Linked DNA regions of Mus musculus: region 1 is linked to region 2. Evidence: chromatin loops called from intact Hi-C (ENCODE). Cell type or tissue: left cerebral cortex. All regions are shown on one strand. Links, peaks and the distances in the headings refer to the core of each region. The heading gives the core; the rest is flanking DNA.

The links. Hi-C counts contacts between places; a loop is a spot of excess contacts. Peaks named below come from ENCODE experiments on the same cell type or tissue, not always from the same donor. Only the 100,000 strongest peaks of a DNase experiment are listed, where the experiment ranks them.
Region 1: a loop joins it to region 2, with 3.0 times the contacts of the local background. A loop is called at or near these places in 7 of 42 quality-filtered maps.

Annotation. Positions count from the first base shown.
Region 1 is chr10:112,791,964-112,800,307 of GRCm38, forward strand. No RefSeq gene overlaps it. Among named protein-coding and RNA genes, the nearest start is that of Gm3942, 42 kb to the right of the region's middle. In left cerebral cortex, for the core only: a CTCF peak has its summit at 3,795 (motif pointing left); no DNase peak of the experiment used is centred there.
Region 2 is chr10:112,056,974-112,065,317 of GRCm38, forward strand. Glipr1l1 (GLI pathogenesis-related 1 like 1) reads left to right here and starts at 3,216. Exons shown (of 5, transcript NM_027018.1): 1 at 3,216-3,534; 2 at 5,217-5,459. The coding sequence starts at 3,337. In left cerebral cortex, for the core only: a CTCF peak has its summit at 3,158 (motif pointing right); a DNase peak (open chromatin) is centred at 3,186.

The DNA.
Region 1 (8,344 bases), core at 41-8,040, 730 kb after region 2:
GTTTTCAAATCGTCATGTATTTAGCTAGTGATCTAAGAGTTGACATCTGAAAACAAAAACAAAGCAAAAAAAAAAAAAAAAAAAGCAGGGATGTGGATTCTCAGGATGGCTAGCTAAACTCACTCTTCACTTCAGTCTTATGATAGGTTGCAGGGAACCACTTAAGTAGAAATTCTATTAACTAAATAATATCAGAGTCAAACTGTAAGAAAATCACTGACACGCCCCCACCTGACATTTCTTTCTACTAAACTTCACCTGGAAGGTGATAATAAATGTTCAGCAGTAGCTAGCCCTAGATTATAATTCTGTCCTGAGCACATTTGATTTATTCTTTCTTTTAAAGCCTGTTTTCAGTACCCTTTCTTTTCCTCGAAGCTTTATATCTAAAATAAAAAGTGCTCTGGGTTTCTTTTTAAAAGAAGGAAATTTTTAGAAACTTACTAATAGTAGTCTTTAAATGAAAGAAAAACGAAAGGCTGAACTGTTCATAATTAAATAGACTGAAGATAAATGCCATGGAATACAATGCAGGATACATGATTTTTCCCTCTTCAGAATGAAGCTGACTCTATAGGCCTCGGTTGGTCCAGCCTGGCATACTGCAAAGAATTGTCTCTTTAGCACTGTCACCTGCTTGGTTTCCACAAAACACTTTCTGGGCTCATGAAATAGTCTGCCTCCTAAGAGACCATTTTAGGAGTCTTAGCAGAAACAGGCTTCCTAAAATGTGATTTTTAGAACCATTCCTTTTTGTTTGTTTGTTTTTTCTTGTTCTGGTATAGGGTTTAGAATCAGAATAGCTCACAATCACTAATTATACTCCTGGATGTCACAGTTAGGGTATGCATCTCTCGATCCCTGGTAGTATTACAGTCATCATCCTGTATCATTGTTGAAAGGATCCATGCATTCTTTTCAACAGGTGCTTCTGAGTTTAGAATCAATGTGAAGAGACACATAGAAGCTGGCATCTGGTTTCTACTAGGTATGGGTTGATGTGCCTTTTCCCATTTAGACTATAATAAGCTGTGGACACAAATATCACTTTCTTGGTGCATTCTATGTATACTCTGGAATCATTAAGCCTACTGAAGAGCAGGGGGATCTTCTCACACGTTCCATGCATTTAAAAATATTATAAAATGATTTTTAGAACAACCACTTAAACTATAACATGAGGTTCAAGGTGATACTCAGTGGGTCAAAGCACTTATCACTCAAAGCAGACGACATGAGTTCAAATCCAAGAATCCATGTTTACAAAGCCTGATGCCATGGCACATGGAAATCCCAGCACTGGTATGGTGAGATTCCAGGTGGAGACTGGACAATCGGCAACAAGCTTGTGGGCCTTCGAGCATGAATGTCCAGCATGGTGCCAGAAAGAAGAGTTTCCTTGCGACATGACAAAGATGAGAACCAATTCCTAAAATGTTATGCTGTGACTTCCAAATGTTCATAGCGACATATGCATGCATTGTCCCTCTGACTTTCTCCCCCTGTGTCTCTGCCTCAAGAAATTTTCAAGATTAAAATTGAACTATAATCCATATACACTGAAGACTAGATTACAATATATTAATACTAAACTCTTTACTTTAATAGTTATGCTGTGGTTTCTTAGAACATACAGATGGAAGTTTTGTGTGGCCAAGTATCATGATCATTATAATTTAGTATTGAAAGATTCAAAAGCATACGTATAGAGATGGGGGGGGGGGAGGAGGGAAGTGTGTTTAAATGTTTTTAGAAAATAATTATTGGTGGCTGGAGAGATGACTCAGTGGTTAAGAGCACTGTCTGTTCTTCCAGTTTTGGGGTCCAGCCTCTACACAGGATCAGAGTTCTCAACTGGAAGCAGGGATATCTGTAGCCGCCAGCAGCCACAGGTTACTGGGTTCCTGGAAGGAAAGATGGAGATGGAGAAGGCTTCGAGAGAAATAAGGAGCCAAGACAAAAGTTCTAATCAAGGCCAATGTTTATTTATGAGTCTGAGCTTATAAAGGGGGGGGGGCATCCCCCACCACCCAGAATCTCTTTGCTTTGTCAGTATAGTGTCAGGAAAACAGGTTCAGTCACTCAGCAGGTAATGGTGTCTTGGAGGAAACCGCAGCTGTGGCAGACAAAAGATTTTACCTGGGTCAGAAGACTCCACCCTAGGTGGGCTAGCCCTGCTGTGGCAGACCAGGTCAGAGCAGCCTGCTCAAGGCTGGGAGGAGGGCACAGATATCTGCAAGGTGCATAATAAATATAGACAGACTCCTTTTTTGGGTACAAGCTGACAGGCAATTTTTTCAAGGCTTAGAGTTTTTTTCTCTCCTCACTCTCTGCTCTCTTTCTCTCTGGCTTGCTCACGGCTTGGGGCTGCACACACTCTGCATTCTCCTTCATACTCTGCTTTTCTTGAACTCCAACCTCATACACACCTTTGTGAGTTCCCCTTTCACTCTCACACACATCTCACACACATACCACACGCACTCTCTTTTCACTCACACACACACATACACACACTCTCCAAACACACCTCATGTTCTCTCCTCACTAACTCTTCATATTCTCCCCTCACTAACTCTTCCATTCTTCCCTCACTCACTCTTCACATTCCCTCCTCACCCATTCCTCACATTCTCCCCTCATTCACTCTTCAAATGCTCTTCTCATGCTCTCCTCCCCATTTGGTCTCTAACTCGCTCTACAATGCTTGCTACTTGCTCTCTTGCCTTTCTCTTACCCCAGTCTTTTATTGATACTCCAAGAGCAGGTTAAAAAAAAAAAAAGATATTGTATAACCATTGCCAAATCAAATTCAAAAGAATAACCATGTCCCACAAAGAATCAAGAATTACAGTTGTTCCCCAAATTTTCAAGCTTTCCTATTCCCAGGCCTGTAGCCAAAATAATAGTAATTGCAAACTTATCATTATTTAAACGTTAACTTTTAACTTATTATACTTCAGAGCTCAGAGCTCCGAGGTCAGCTACTTTCATTTTCCTGTGGAGATCTAAGGATAAATGGCATGGGCAAAGCTGCCAGGCAGTGGCCAGAAAAAACTCAAGTTCACCCTGAATTCAGCAGTTCCGCTAGCTTTCTGCTTCTGCACATTGTACACAATGACTCTCCTAAAAGTCCCAGTGTTTTGACTTAGTTTTGCTAATATCTAATTTTATGCATTCTATACTTGCTTACCCAGGAACCAGTCTCAACAGTTACGTAAAACTTATTTTATAACTTTAATAATTTTTTTTTCTCGGGGCCCCAATGTTGGCTCTAATTCATTTTCTAATAATTTCATCAAACTTTCTTTGCAAGTCAAACATAAGTCTGGGACTACCATTGTGCAGTTATTGCATTGTTTCCAAGATGAGAACACACAGCATACACCTGGGCCATTAGGACTGTGCTGTGCTGTGCCCCAATGCCTCAATTCTTAATTGTTTAAGAACCATTACATCAAGGAACATCTAGTTTCAAGGAATTCACCAGAGCAGAAGGAGAAAGAAATAAGAAAGTCAGATATAATAGAATAATTATGCACACCAAGGCCAACTGAAAAGCAGTCATGCACAAATGAAATCTATCCAGGGCTAAGGTTAGGAGAAATGGGAGCAACTGTTTCTCACAAAGAACTGCCTGGGCTTCTGAGATGTCTCCATCCTGGCCTTCTGCAGGCAGTCCCTTTCACTGTATGCTGTCCCCAGCATTCCTGAGGTTCTAAGTTCAATTCCTAGCAACCACATGGTAGCTCACAACCACAGCAATAGGATCTGATGCCCTCTTCTGGTGTGTCTGAGGATAGTGACAGTGTACTCACATACATAAAATAAATGAAATCTTTAAAAACCAAGAAAGGAATTATTGAATCAGCATAATATATTATAATATCGTATAGTATATAAATTAAATATTATATTACATTACATATTATAATATGAGATATATACTATAATAGATAATATAATATATGAGATATATAATATAATACATGTATAATATATATGAGTTCTTTGTATTATTCTCACAACTTTTTGTAAGTGTTAAATTATATCAAAACATAAAATAAAAATTTAAAGCTTGACAGAGGAGTGTGTGTGTTTAACCTTCATTTACAATTCAGTGTGACTTCACTGTCTAAGCCTTCTAATTATTCACCCAAGAACTGAGTTTGGTAAGTAAATAGAAGGCAGAGGACTAATTTGTTGAACAGAGAAAAGGCACTTGTCAGGAGGCTGTAAAGCCACTTTAAAACGGATCTGTTATTTAAATGACCTATTAAGGATGATGAATAAAGGTGTCACTTAAAGAAAGGTCACTCTGTCCTTTGGAAAAAGCTGAAGGAGGAGTTATCAGGATGAAATGAAAGAGTGGGAGACTAACAGAGAAAAATGTTGATGATCTCATTTCCTAAGGTTCAGATATGCACACAGATACGGTCAGAATGAGATAAAGATAACAAAATTCCAAGGAAATCATAAAACTAGCTCTGAAGAGCAGATGGCAAGCAATGTCTAGGGCTCCAGACCAACTTTTACTCAAAGTATTAAAAATCAAGAGGTTAAGAGTTAAGACATTGAGATGGCTCAGCTGGTAAGAGCACTGACTACTCTTCCGAAGGTCCTGAGTTCAAATCCCAGAAACCACATGGTAACTCACAACCATCTGTAATGCTATCTGACACCCTCCTTTTGGGTGTCTGAAGACAGCTACAGTGTACTTATGTATGATAATAAATAAATCTTGGGGCCAGAGCAAGCAGAGACTGAGCCAGCAGGGCTGACTAGAGCAAGCAGAAGTCCTAACATTCAATTCTCAACAACCATATGAGGGCTCATCTGTACAGCTACAGTGTGCTCACATACATAAAATAAATCTTTAAAAAAAAAGTTAAGAAGTTTAGAAAGTTGTATAGGTAAGGTCAGGAGGTGGTATGTTATGGGTAGGACAATACATTTGACACAGAGCTCATGTAAGGGCATATATCTGTGACTGCATTTCTCGGGAGGCTGAAATATGTGAATCGAGAGTTCAAGGCTAACTTGGGCTACACAAGAGGAGGGTATTTAAAATAACTATATAACATGTACAAAATCACAATGGGAGTGCTATAATAATAAAAGTGATCATGGTATATTAATATGTGTTTCATTAGAATTCTATTAAAGAACATTTTGTGGACTTAATAACACTCCATTTTTATATATTCAAAATGCTTGCAAAAAGAATGATATAAATAACAATAGAAACAAAATGAATGAAAAAATAAGGTCAAATGTGATATTCCAGATTCTGGTTCAATTAAGGTGACTAACAAAAGTAGCTTGTGAACATACATGTATGGTAAAATATATTCAATTTGTCATATATTATAAATTTAAAAAATTATGCAATACTCACAATTAAGAAAATCTTATTGTTTTCATAATGTTGAATTGTTTTAAATGAAGCCTAGATATCTGGCATATCCTTTATGTCTTCCTCAAGTTTATCAAACTCGTGAGTTAGGATCTTTACCCAGCTTCTCTCACTTGGTCCAGTAGAACAATGGATGATTAGATGGGGAGGTTCTACAACTACCAAAGAAAAGCCTTCTGTAAACAGAGTCAACAAAAACAAGTTTATGATTACTTTTTTCTTATCAAGTTAATTATACATGCATATACACATACATATATACATTTATATTTTCTCTATATAATTTTTCATATGAATGGACTTTTGTATATGTATACACATGCAAGCATATATATACAAATATTATGTAAACATTTACATAATATTTAGTTCCTGAGAACATATTAAAAGAACGAACTTCCTTAGGGACTTAAGAACATTAAAAAGGCATCCTGGTGTTTGAAGGTTGTCTAATAAATGTCACCATTCATTACATTGTTTTAGATGGACATCCTCCTGATGATGCACCTCCGTGCTTTTTTATGTATTTCCAACTATTTCCTAGCCTTTATTCCTTCCTCTCCTGCCTCTCACATCATTGTTTCTCACAGTTTCAATTGATGTTTATTCTTTTCCAGGAATCCCTATTCTATTTCCTATGGCCTGCGTCTTCTTACATTACAACAGTATATTACTTCAATACATTTTCTTTGGCTTTTTTAGAGCTCTGAGTCACTTTCAAGACCAGGACTTTTCCCAAGCCTCCAGGACTCTGCTCTCTCCCTTTGCCTTAGACAGAGTCTTCAAAGTCTAACATTATATATTTGTTCTTAAAATGCTCAGTGGGTTAGAGACGCCCCTGATCCCAGCCTTCCTTGACCTTTAGAGTAGGCAGAGGTTTTGCTGGGATTTCTCCCTCACAGCGGGTGTGTCTAATCCTTTTAGCACTTGCTTCTGTCCTGTCTGGAAGACATTCACCAGCTACCAGATCAAAGACCTCCTCCTCTGTTTAGATGGACCGACCGGACTGGGGGGCCTCTGATTTTCATTTTCTTGGGGCATTACCTTTAGAGCTCTTTTTAAATTTTAAACTTCTATTTCTATTCCCTTTGAGATGTAAATGCTTTCCAAAAAATGCCTTCTCTGAGATTCCTTCTAGACGAATATCTGTCTTAAGGAGTCGGGCCCAATCCTTCTGAAATGAAATTATTAAGTAAAAGTGTCCTGTTCTCCCAGCGTCTGTGCAGGAACTGCAGCCTAGTACGAAGTCTTGGAACCTTGAGAAAATGCACCTTCCCTTCAATGAGGGTGTTCCTCCACCCACCCACTCCAGCCTCCTCGCCCTAGATTCCCCTACTCTGGGGGCATGGAGCTTTCCCAGGACAAAGGACCTCTCCTCTCATCCATGCCCCACAAGGCCATCTTCTGCTATATATGCAGTTGGAGCCATGTGTACTTCTTTATTGGTGGTTTAGTCTCTGAGAGCTTTGGGGGCGGGGGAGGGGGGGCGTGTCTGGTTGGTTGATATTGTTGTTCTTCCTGTGCAGTAGCAAACCCCTTCAGCTCCTTCAGTCCTTTCTCTAACTCCTCCATTGGGGAACCCTTGCTCGGTCCAATGGTTGGCTGTGAGAATCCGCCGCTGTATTTGTCAGGTTCTGGCAGGGCCTCTCAGGAGACAGCTATACAAAACTCCTTTCTGCAAGCACTTCTTGGCATTCATAACAGTGTCAGGGTTTGGTGATTGCATATGGGATGAATCCCCAGGTGGGACAGTCTCTGGATGGCTGAGAAAGGGGATAACATTTGAAATGTAAATAAAGAAAATGTCTAATAAACAAAAGTCCAAAGAGAGAGAGAGAGAGAGAGAGAGAGAGAGAGAGAGAGAGAAATTTTAATTTCTTTAAAATGAAGCCATTAACAAAGAAAAAAATCAAAACAGACTAAATTTTCTCTACTTCGGCTTTTGACTGGGTTTGATCTGGCTAAGTTCTGCCCTTTCTTTTATTTCAGTGGTCCTCAATCTCCCTGATGCCAGGACCTATTAACACAGCTCCTCATGTACTATAAATTATTTCCTTGCCACTTCATAAGTAATTTTGTGACTGTTGTGAACCATAATGTAAACACCTGACATATGATTTCCAATAATGTTTTGACCCCACAGGTTGAGAACTCGTGTTCTATTGTGATATTCTGGAATAAACTACCAGTCTAACTCAAAGGGTAATTATATGGAATTAGAGCAAACCCTGACGGAGAGTAGCCTTTTCCTGGTTCCTTTTTTCTTCCTCTCTGTCTTCTTCCCTCCTCTCCCTTTAGCTCTCCTCCTCCCTCTTCTTTCTGTTTAGTATTTTTCCAGATATTTGTCACTGTTAAGATGTGTCGCGTCTGCTCTCGACCAGCAAGAACGACACGACACAGTCGGATTCTTCTCAACAGCCTTTATTGCAGGACCGCCTTGATGCTTCTACGGGGACCCCGGTCGCCCAGGGAGCCCTGCTTATATGCACCCCAGCACAGGAGAAGGCTCCGTGGCCCCCTGGGATTGGTCAGTCTGCCGGCACCCAATTTGCATGCACCCGCGGGAGGGGTTGGCGCCAAATTTGAATTGACACCTGTGCAGTGGTGTTGTTTATGACAATGGCAACGGGCGCCATCTTGGAGTTGGCTTCCCACAAAGATGGAGGACATGAAACTCTTCACTGTGTCACTCATGTTTGATCAAGTGCCATACAGTCATATTCGTGAACTGCAAGACTTCTCTTCCACCCTCTTCAACTGTGCAGGGATTTGAGAATCCTTCTCTACTTTCTCCCGTTTTTTTATCTACTTTATATAAAGCATCTATATAAAGGGATGGAGGAGCACCCTTAGTCTCTAAGTTTGTGGATTTTCTGACTTTATAATCCCCCAAAGTCACTTATTATATACATTAAGACATGAAAACAG
Region 2 (8,344 bases), core at 79-8,078:
GACGGTGATGTATAATGCTCAAGTATTCTCCTGCTTTTTTACCACTAACTGGGAACTGGGTTTAGCCTTAATTCAGACAGCCTTGGCTCTGTCTGGACAGGTCCAGACAACTGACACCATTAACACTTTGTCAGCCTCAGTGACTACAGTCATAGATGAACAGGCCTCAGCTAATGTCAAGATACAGGGAGGTCTCATGCTGGTTAATCAACTCATAGATCTTGTCCAGATACAACTAGATGTATTATGACAAATAACTCAGCAGGGATGTGAACAAAAGTTTCCGGGATTGTGTGTTATTTCCATTCAGTATGTTAAATTTACTAGGACAGCTAATTTGTCAAAAAGTCTTTTTCAGTATATGTTACAGAATTGGATGGCTGAATTTGAACAGATCCTTCGGGAATTGAGACTTCAGGTCAACTCCACGCGCTTGGACCTGTCCCTGACCAAAGGATTACCCAATTGGATCTCCTCAGCATTTTCTTTCTTTAAAAAATGGGTGGGATTAATATTATTTGGAGATACACTTTGCTGTGGATTAGTGTTGCTTCTTTGATTGGTCTGTAAGCTTAAGGCCCAAACTAGGAGAGACAAGGTGGTTATTGCCCAGGCGCTTGCAGGACTAGAACATGGAGCTCCCCCTGATATATGGATATCTATGCTTAGGCAATAGGTCGCTGGCCACTCAGCTCTTATATCCCATGAGGCTAGACTCATTGCACGGGATAGAGTGAGTGTGCTTCAGCAGCCCGAGAGAGTTGCAAGGCTAAGCACTGCAATGGAAAGGCTCTGCGGCATATATGAGCCTATTCTAGGGAGACATGTCATCTTTCATGAAGGTTCAGTGTCCTAGTTCCCTTCCCCCAGGCAAAACGACACGGGAGCAGGTCAGGGTTGCTCTGGGTAAAAGCCTGTAAGCCTAAGAGCTAATCCTGTACATGGCTCCTTTACCTACACACTGGGGATTTGACCTCTATCTCCACTCTCATTAATATGGGTGGCCTATTTGCTCTTATTAAAAGAAAAAGGGGGAGATGTTGGGAGCCGCCCCCACATTCGCCGTTACAAGATGGCGCTGACATCCTGTGTTCTAAGTGGTAAACAAATAATCTGCGCATGTGCCAAGGGTATCTTATGACTACTTGTGCTCTGCCTTCCCCGTGACGTCAACTCGGCCGATGGGCTGCAGCCAATCAGGGAGTGACACGTCCGAGGCGAAGGAGAATGCTCCTTAAGAGGGACGGGGTTTCGTTTTCTCTCTCTCTTGCTTCTTGCTCTCTCTTGCTTCTTGCTCTCTCTTGCTTCTTGCTCTCTTGCTTCTTACACTCTTGCTCCTAAAGATGTAAGAAATAAAGCTTTGCCGCAGAAGATTCTGGTCTGTGGTGTTCTTCCTGGCCGGTCGTGAGAACGCGTCTAATAACAACATCACAGACAGAATCCAAAGTGTTTATTAGGCCTTGCAAATAAGAAACAGTTTCCACGGTGAAGAACGTTAAAACACACGTAGTGTAATAATAGCATGCGTGTTTCTTTATTTAGTTAACAAACTTTGACTGGAGGCTTAAAGTGCCTGTTTTAGATTTAGAGAAAAATCAGTAAAGAAGGGAGAGTCACCTTTGATGTGAAGGGCACAGCCTGGGGGGCAGGTCCTAGGGAAAAGGACATCAATTTAATTAGCAATTGAGCCAATGAGAAAAACGGGGCCTTCAGGTAGGAACTGCAGGAACATGACGAAAGATTTAAAAGCACATTCTGTGAAGGTAGCAAGGAGCACAAGAGACTAAGCAAGGAGTCACCCTGATAGATGCCTCTGGGGAGCACCCTTGTCAACCTGGTAGATACCTCTGAATGAAGAAAGGATACCCAAATGTGACCTGGGTGTCAGCTATGGTCAGATTACATAATGATGAGGCGTGGAGATATATACACAGGAATGGGTATGGTCCTATATGTCTGGCTGGATATGTAAGAATGTGCATATCTATATTTATATTGGAGTATGGAGTATAAGAAACTCAGTTTGCCTATGCGTGCGACACCACAGCAGTACACGTAGCAAGCCCCCATCAGCTGATAATAGACCACCAACATGTCCTTTCTATCTCTGTAGCGATTCTGTTAGGATACTTGGATTTGTTCTTGTTGGTTGTGTTCATGTGTTTCCTCGTTCATTTTTACTTAATATCTTAATTTGGTAACTAGTTTCATCAAAATAAGTTTTTGATTGCTTTGTTTGTGTGGTAAATTGTCTAGGGAAGAACACAGGGTAGGTCTTAATGTGTTAGCCTGAATTAAATGGCACTGTAATAACCTAAACATTAAATTAAACAACCTGAGTATGAAATATATTCATCTATAAATACTGAAAATATCACTAGACGTTAGAGGTAACGTGGGGTTTACTAGAGAATAACTGACAGATTTAAAGCATTAAACCAAATGAAGTTGACTTACACTTCATTTTCAATAGGGTGAGCAAGCAACATACTCAGTGCATAGTCCTAGTCCTTACAATAAAAATGATCTGGAATCTGCTAGTCATCGCACAGGGCACAGATTCTAAATTATCCCAAAGAAAGATTTTGACTAGAAGAAAACTACTTGGCTCTAATTTTCCACATGCCTATAGCATTTTTACTTTCCTAGGTAGTCACTGAGAAGGGAATTCCTGGATGTTTGACAAGGGAGTAATTGAAAAACCACAGGATGCCCCAGAGTTCGCCAATTGCCTCTTCCATGTTCCCATTATCTGGAGGAAGAGACAAAATAAGATGCAGTTTATTTTAAATAAATTTTTAAAAGCTAGACATGGAAAACAGAGTCTAAGAAACTCATAAGTTATTTGCATTTCTCTCCCTGTAGCCTGACAGGGTCTCAACTCTTGCCTAGCCTGGAATCTGCTATGAAGATCAGGCTGGCCTCAAACTCACACTTACAGAGAGCCTATTGCTCCTGCCTCTGTTCACTGAGCGCAGCGACTAAATCGTCTGCGACAATACATACAACAAACTCTTCTGTTAGCACAGGCCAGCCCCATTGTCAGAACCCTGTAGTGTTTTCACAATCAGTCTTTTCCCAGTCCAAGCACTCTCCACAGTGAGTCTGGGTTGGCTCTTCAGAAAGCTAGTTGGGTACTTCGAACCATGCACCAGAGGGCGCCTCAGGCTTTCCTCAGAATTTAAGGCTTAGCTGCTCAGAACGTGCCATGCTTCAGTCTCCATGGCAACACTGGCTGCCTTGAACACATTCCCCAGGCTAATGGGAAGACAGAGCCAGTTTAAAGTGTAATCTCTGTTCTTGCACATTCACTAGGGGTATCCACGACATCCTTCCATGGCCCTGAAGAAGAAACTTAATTTTTTATGGACATTAGTTCTGTATTTGATAGCCAGCAGACTGCCCAAGGCATTCGGCAAAGATCTTCCTAGGGTGCCAACTATCACGGATCCGAAATTTATAGATGCATTCCTCAACATCCACAATGAACTGCGACGCAAGGTCCAGCCCCCGGCAGCTGATATGAATCAACTGGTGAGAAAGAAAAGGAATTATGTTCAGAACAATGAGTTTATGCAGGGGAGGGAGATGAAACATGGTTTACCAAGACAAGAATTCGTTTTAACGTGTTAGTAGATGCATTTTTCCCCCTCAGAAGAAAAGAAAGAATCACCCTTGACTCCTTTTATGACAATGGAATTTTGAAAGTTAATTGCTTTAACCTCACGGGTCATTGTGCATGACATATGATAGTCATGGTCTATCTGGATAGGTAAGATGCAGAGATTTCCCTGATTTGGAAAATGGCATTGCAGCTCCATCTGTCGTTCTCGAGAAAGGCCAGTTAGGGTAAGACATTGTGGCTTATTTACAAATCATGTTCAAAATGTTTGTACAAAGCATCACAGATTATTGGTGGGGCCTGAAGCACTCCTGGCCTGACTGCTAGAGAGCAGAAGCGTTGTTTTAATTTTTTTCTTTCCATTTTTTATTAGGTATTTAGCTCATTTACATTTCCAATGCTATACCAAAAGTCCCCCATACCCACCCACCCACCCCCACTCCCCTACCCGCCCACCCCCCCTTTTTGGCCCTGGCGTTCCCCTGTTCTGGGGCATATAAAGTTTGTGTGTCCAATGGGCCTCTCTTTCCAGTGATGGCCGACTAGGCCATCTTTTGATACATATGCAGCTAGAGTCAAGAGCTCCGGGGTACTGGTTAGTTCATAATGTTGATCCACCTATAGGGTTGCAGATCCCTTTAGCTCCTTGGGTACTTTCTCTAGCTCCTCCATTGGGAGCCCTGTGATCCATCCATTAGCTGACTGTGAGCATCCACTTCTGTGTTTGCTAGGCCCCGGCATAGTCTCACAAGAGACAGCTACCTCTGGGTCCTTTCGATAAAATCTTGCTAGTGTATGCAATGGTGTCAGCGTTTGGATGCTGATTATGGGGTGGATCCTACATCTCATATCACCGAGAAGCAATGCAAGTCTGTTATATTCCTGGAATTCGCTCCTGTGCTCTAAAGGGGTGTCCTTCTCATAGGTGTTAATGATCTGTCGAAATCTTTACTACTTAAGGCATAAAAGGCTTGGGAGACACTTTAGAGAACGCGTCTCACAAGTTGCAGGCTTGACTGTGACATTACTTTGAGGTGGGAGGCAGCTGCCAAGGTTGAGGACATTGGGCTGGCATCCCTGAGACAAAAGGATTGCAAGAAGAATTTGAGTTGAGGCCTTTGTTGTTGCAGTGATACATACAACTGTCCTATTTTCTTACATTTCTGAGGGTACATTGTTAGTCTTTAGGGAGGTAGGGTTGATGAGGTGGGTGGCGTTGGTGAGGTGGGGACTGGGGAGGCAGGGTTAAGGAGGCAGGTTTGGAGGGGCAGACTTGGGCAGGGCCCCTGGGCTTTGCCCTGGTCACTTTCTGTTCCAGTTTCTTGTTGCTTCTTGTTCACTCTGAAGAAGCTCCTGATGTTTGCCTCATGATAGGGCAGGAACATGGTGCCAAGTAACCATGCCTGTCCCCTCTGAAATGGTGTTTCAAGGTAACTTCTTCTTCTGTTTCTTTCAGGTGTTTGCTTGTAATAAGAAAGCAGCTAAGACAACAAATAACAACAAAAAATTGCTTTTACTAAAGGGCTAAAGTTAACTAAAATTTGTAACCAAATATGTACTATTCAATTGAATATTTTTTAAAATTTTTTTTCAGTTTTGGGACCAGCAGCTGGCAAAACTAGCGAAAGCATGGACTAGAGAGTGCAAACTTGCCCATAATCCCTGTATCAAACAACGATACGAATGTCTTGAGGACTATGACTTTATTGGAGAAAATATTTATTTGGGTAGAATTGAAACCCAACCAGAAGATGTTGTTATTAATTGGTATAATGAAAGTAAATATTTTAATTTTGATTTTAATACCTGTTCTGAAATGTGTGGCCATTATACACAGGTATGTACTTGGCAAGTTATTAATTAGTTCTCTTGTTCACTTTAGTTATAAGCCAATCTTGTAATTTGTTTTAAATCCATAAAAAAAAAAAACCCTCCTCTTAATGGGGATTCCATGTACTGAGTATAGTTTTTCCAATCTTTGACAATGTGACTCTACTGACATTTTTTTTTTACATTACTTTCAAGAAATCTGCTGTGATCTCGTTTTCCCCACCTGCTGTTGCTTTTACGTCTTGATCGACTTTACACAAAGTATGTCAGGTGCCTTGGTCTTCACACATTCCTTGTGCTTTTGAATCTTGAGCTTTCCCCACACTAAATCTATAGATTAAAATACATTTGGAAAACATGGGTGGCTGTTTCTCACAATAGTTTTCTCTTCCTAGTTGCCTGCTAGTACAGTATGCTAGAACATACTGGAAGTATGTTCAAATCATGCCAGTTTGATGTCTCTATTATGTTTATGGTATTTTTCTCTCCCCAATCAATTTGATAACTTTACTACTGTGTCTTTAACCCATTATAGTTTCTTCTACATGCTAACACCCCACTAATTTGGTTTAGATTCCCTTTTTTCTTTTTGAAATTAAAATATGATGACATCATATTTCTCCAACCATTTCTTCCCTCCAGTCCTTCTATACCCCCCTGCTTTCTGGCTTCAAACTCATGACCTCCATTTCTTTCATTGTTGTAACATATGTATAGACACTCACCAAAGGTAAAATGTTCCAAGAGGAACTCTCAATTCTGAATATCTATGCTCCAAATGCAAGGCCAGCCACATTCATTAAAGCAACTTTAGTAAAGCTAAAAGCACACATTGCACCTCACACAATAATAGTGAGAGACTTCAACACCCCACTATCATCAATGGACAGATCCTGGAATCAGAAACTAAACAGAAACACAGTGAAACTAACAGAATTTATGAAACAAATGGATTTAATAGATATTTACGGAACATTTTACCCTAAAACAAAAGGATATACCTTCTTCTCAGCACCTTATGGTACCTTCTTCTAAATTGACCATACAATTGGTCACAAAACAGGCCTCAACAGATACAAAAATATTGAAATTGTCCCATGCATCCTATCAGATCACTATGGACTAAGGCTGATCTTCAATAACAACATAAATAATACAAAGCCAACATTCACGTGGAAGCTGAACAACACTCTCCTCATTGATACCTTGGTCAAGGAAGAAATAAAGAAAGAAATTACAGACTTTTTAGAGTTTAATGAAAATGAAGCCACAACATACTCAACTTATGGGACACAATGAAAGCATTCCTAAGAGGAAAACTCATACCTCTGAGTGCTTCCAAAAAGAAACTAGAGAGAGCATACACTAGCAGCTTGACAGGACACCTAAAAGCTCTAGAACAAAAGGAAGCAATTCACCCAAGAGGAGTAGACAGCAGGAAATAATCAAAGTCAGGGCTGAAATCCACATAGTGGAAAGAAAATGAACTATTCAAAGAATCAACCAAACCAGGAGCTGGTTCTTTGAGAAAATCAAGAAGATAGATAAATCCTTAGCCAGATTCACTAGAGGGCACAGGGACAGTAGTATCCTAATTAACAAAGTCAGAAATGAAAAGGGAGACATAACAACAACAACAACAACAACAAGAAATCCAAAAAAATTCATCAGATCCTACTACAAAAGCCTGTACTCAAGAAAACTGGAAAACCTGGATGAAATGCACAATTTTCTAGACAGATCCAAGGTACCAAAGTTAAACCAGGATCAGATTAACAATCTAAACACTCCCATATCCCCTTAAAGAAATAGAAACAGTCATTAATAGTCTCCCAACCATAAAAAAAAAAAAATCCCAGGACCAGATGGGTTTAGTGCAGAGATCTATCAAATCTCTAAAGAAGACCTAATTCCAATTCTCCTCAAACTATTCCATAAAATAGAAACAGAAGATACTCTATCCAATAGGTTCTATGAAGCTATAATTACTCTGATATTTAAACCACACAAAGACCCAACAAAGAAAGAGAACTTCAGATCAATTTCCCTTATGAAGATCGATGCAAAAATACTTAATGAAAGTCTCACAAACTGAATCCAAGAACACATTAAAATGCTCATCCGTCCTGATCAAGTAGCCTTCATTCCAGGTATGCATTATATAGAAATCCATCAATGTAATCCACTATATAAACAAACTCAAAGACAAAAACCACATGATTGTCTCATTAGATGCTGAGAAAGCATTTGACAAAATCCAACACCCCTTCATGATAAAAGTATTGGAAAGATCAGGAACTCAAAGCCCATACCTAAACATAATAAAAGCAATATACAGCAAACCAGTAGCCAACATTAAACAAATTGAAGAGAAAAGTGAAGCAATCCAACTAAAATCAGGGACTAGACAAGGCTGCCCACATTCTTCCTACCTATTCAATATAGCACTTAAAATCATAGCCAGAGCAATTCGACAACAAAAGGAGATCAAAAGGATGCAAACTGGAAAGGAAAAAGTCAACACATCACTATTTGCAGATGATATGATAGTATATATAAGTGACCTCAAAAATTCCAACAGAGAACTCCTAATCCTGATAAACAGCTTCAGTAAAGTAGCTGGATATAAAATTAACTCAAACAAATCAGTGGTCTTTCTCTACACAAATGATAAACAGGCTGAGAAAGAAATTAGGGAAACAACACCCTTCACAATAGTCACAAATAATATAAAATACCTTGGCGTGACTCTAACTAAGGAAGTGAAAGATGTGTATGATAAGAACTTCAAGTCTCTGAAGAAAGAAATTGAAGACCTCAGAAGATGGAAAGAACTCCCATGCTCATGGATTGGCAGGATTAATATAGTAAAAATGACTATCTTGCCAAAAG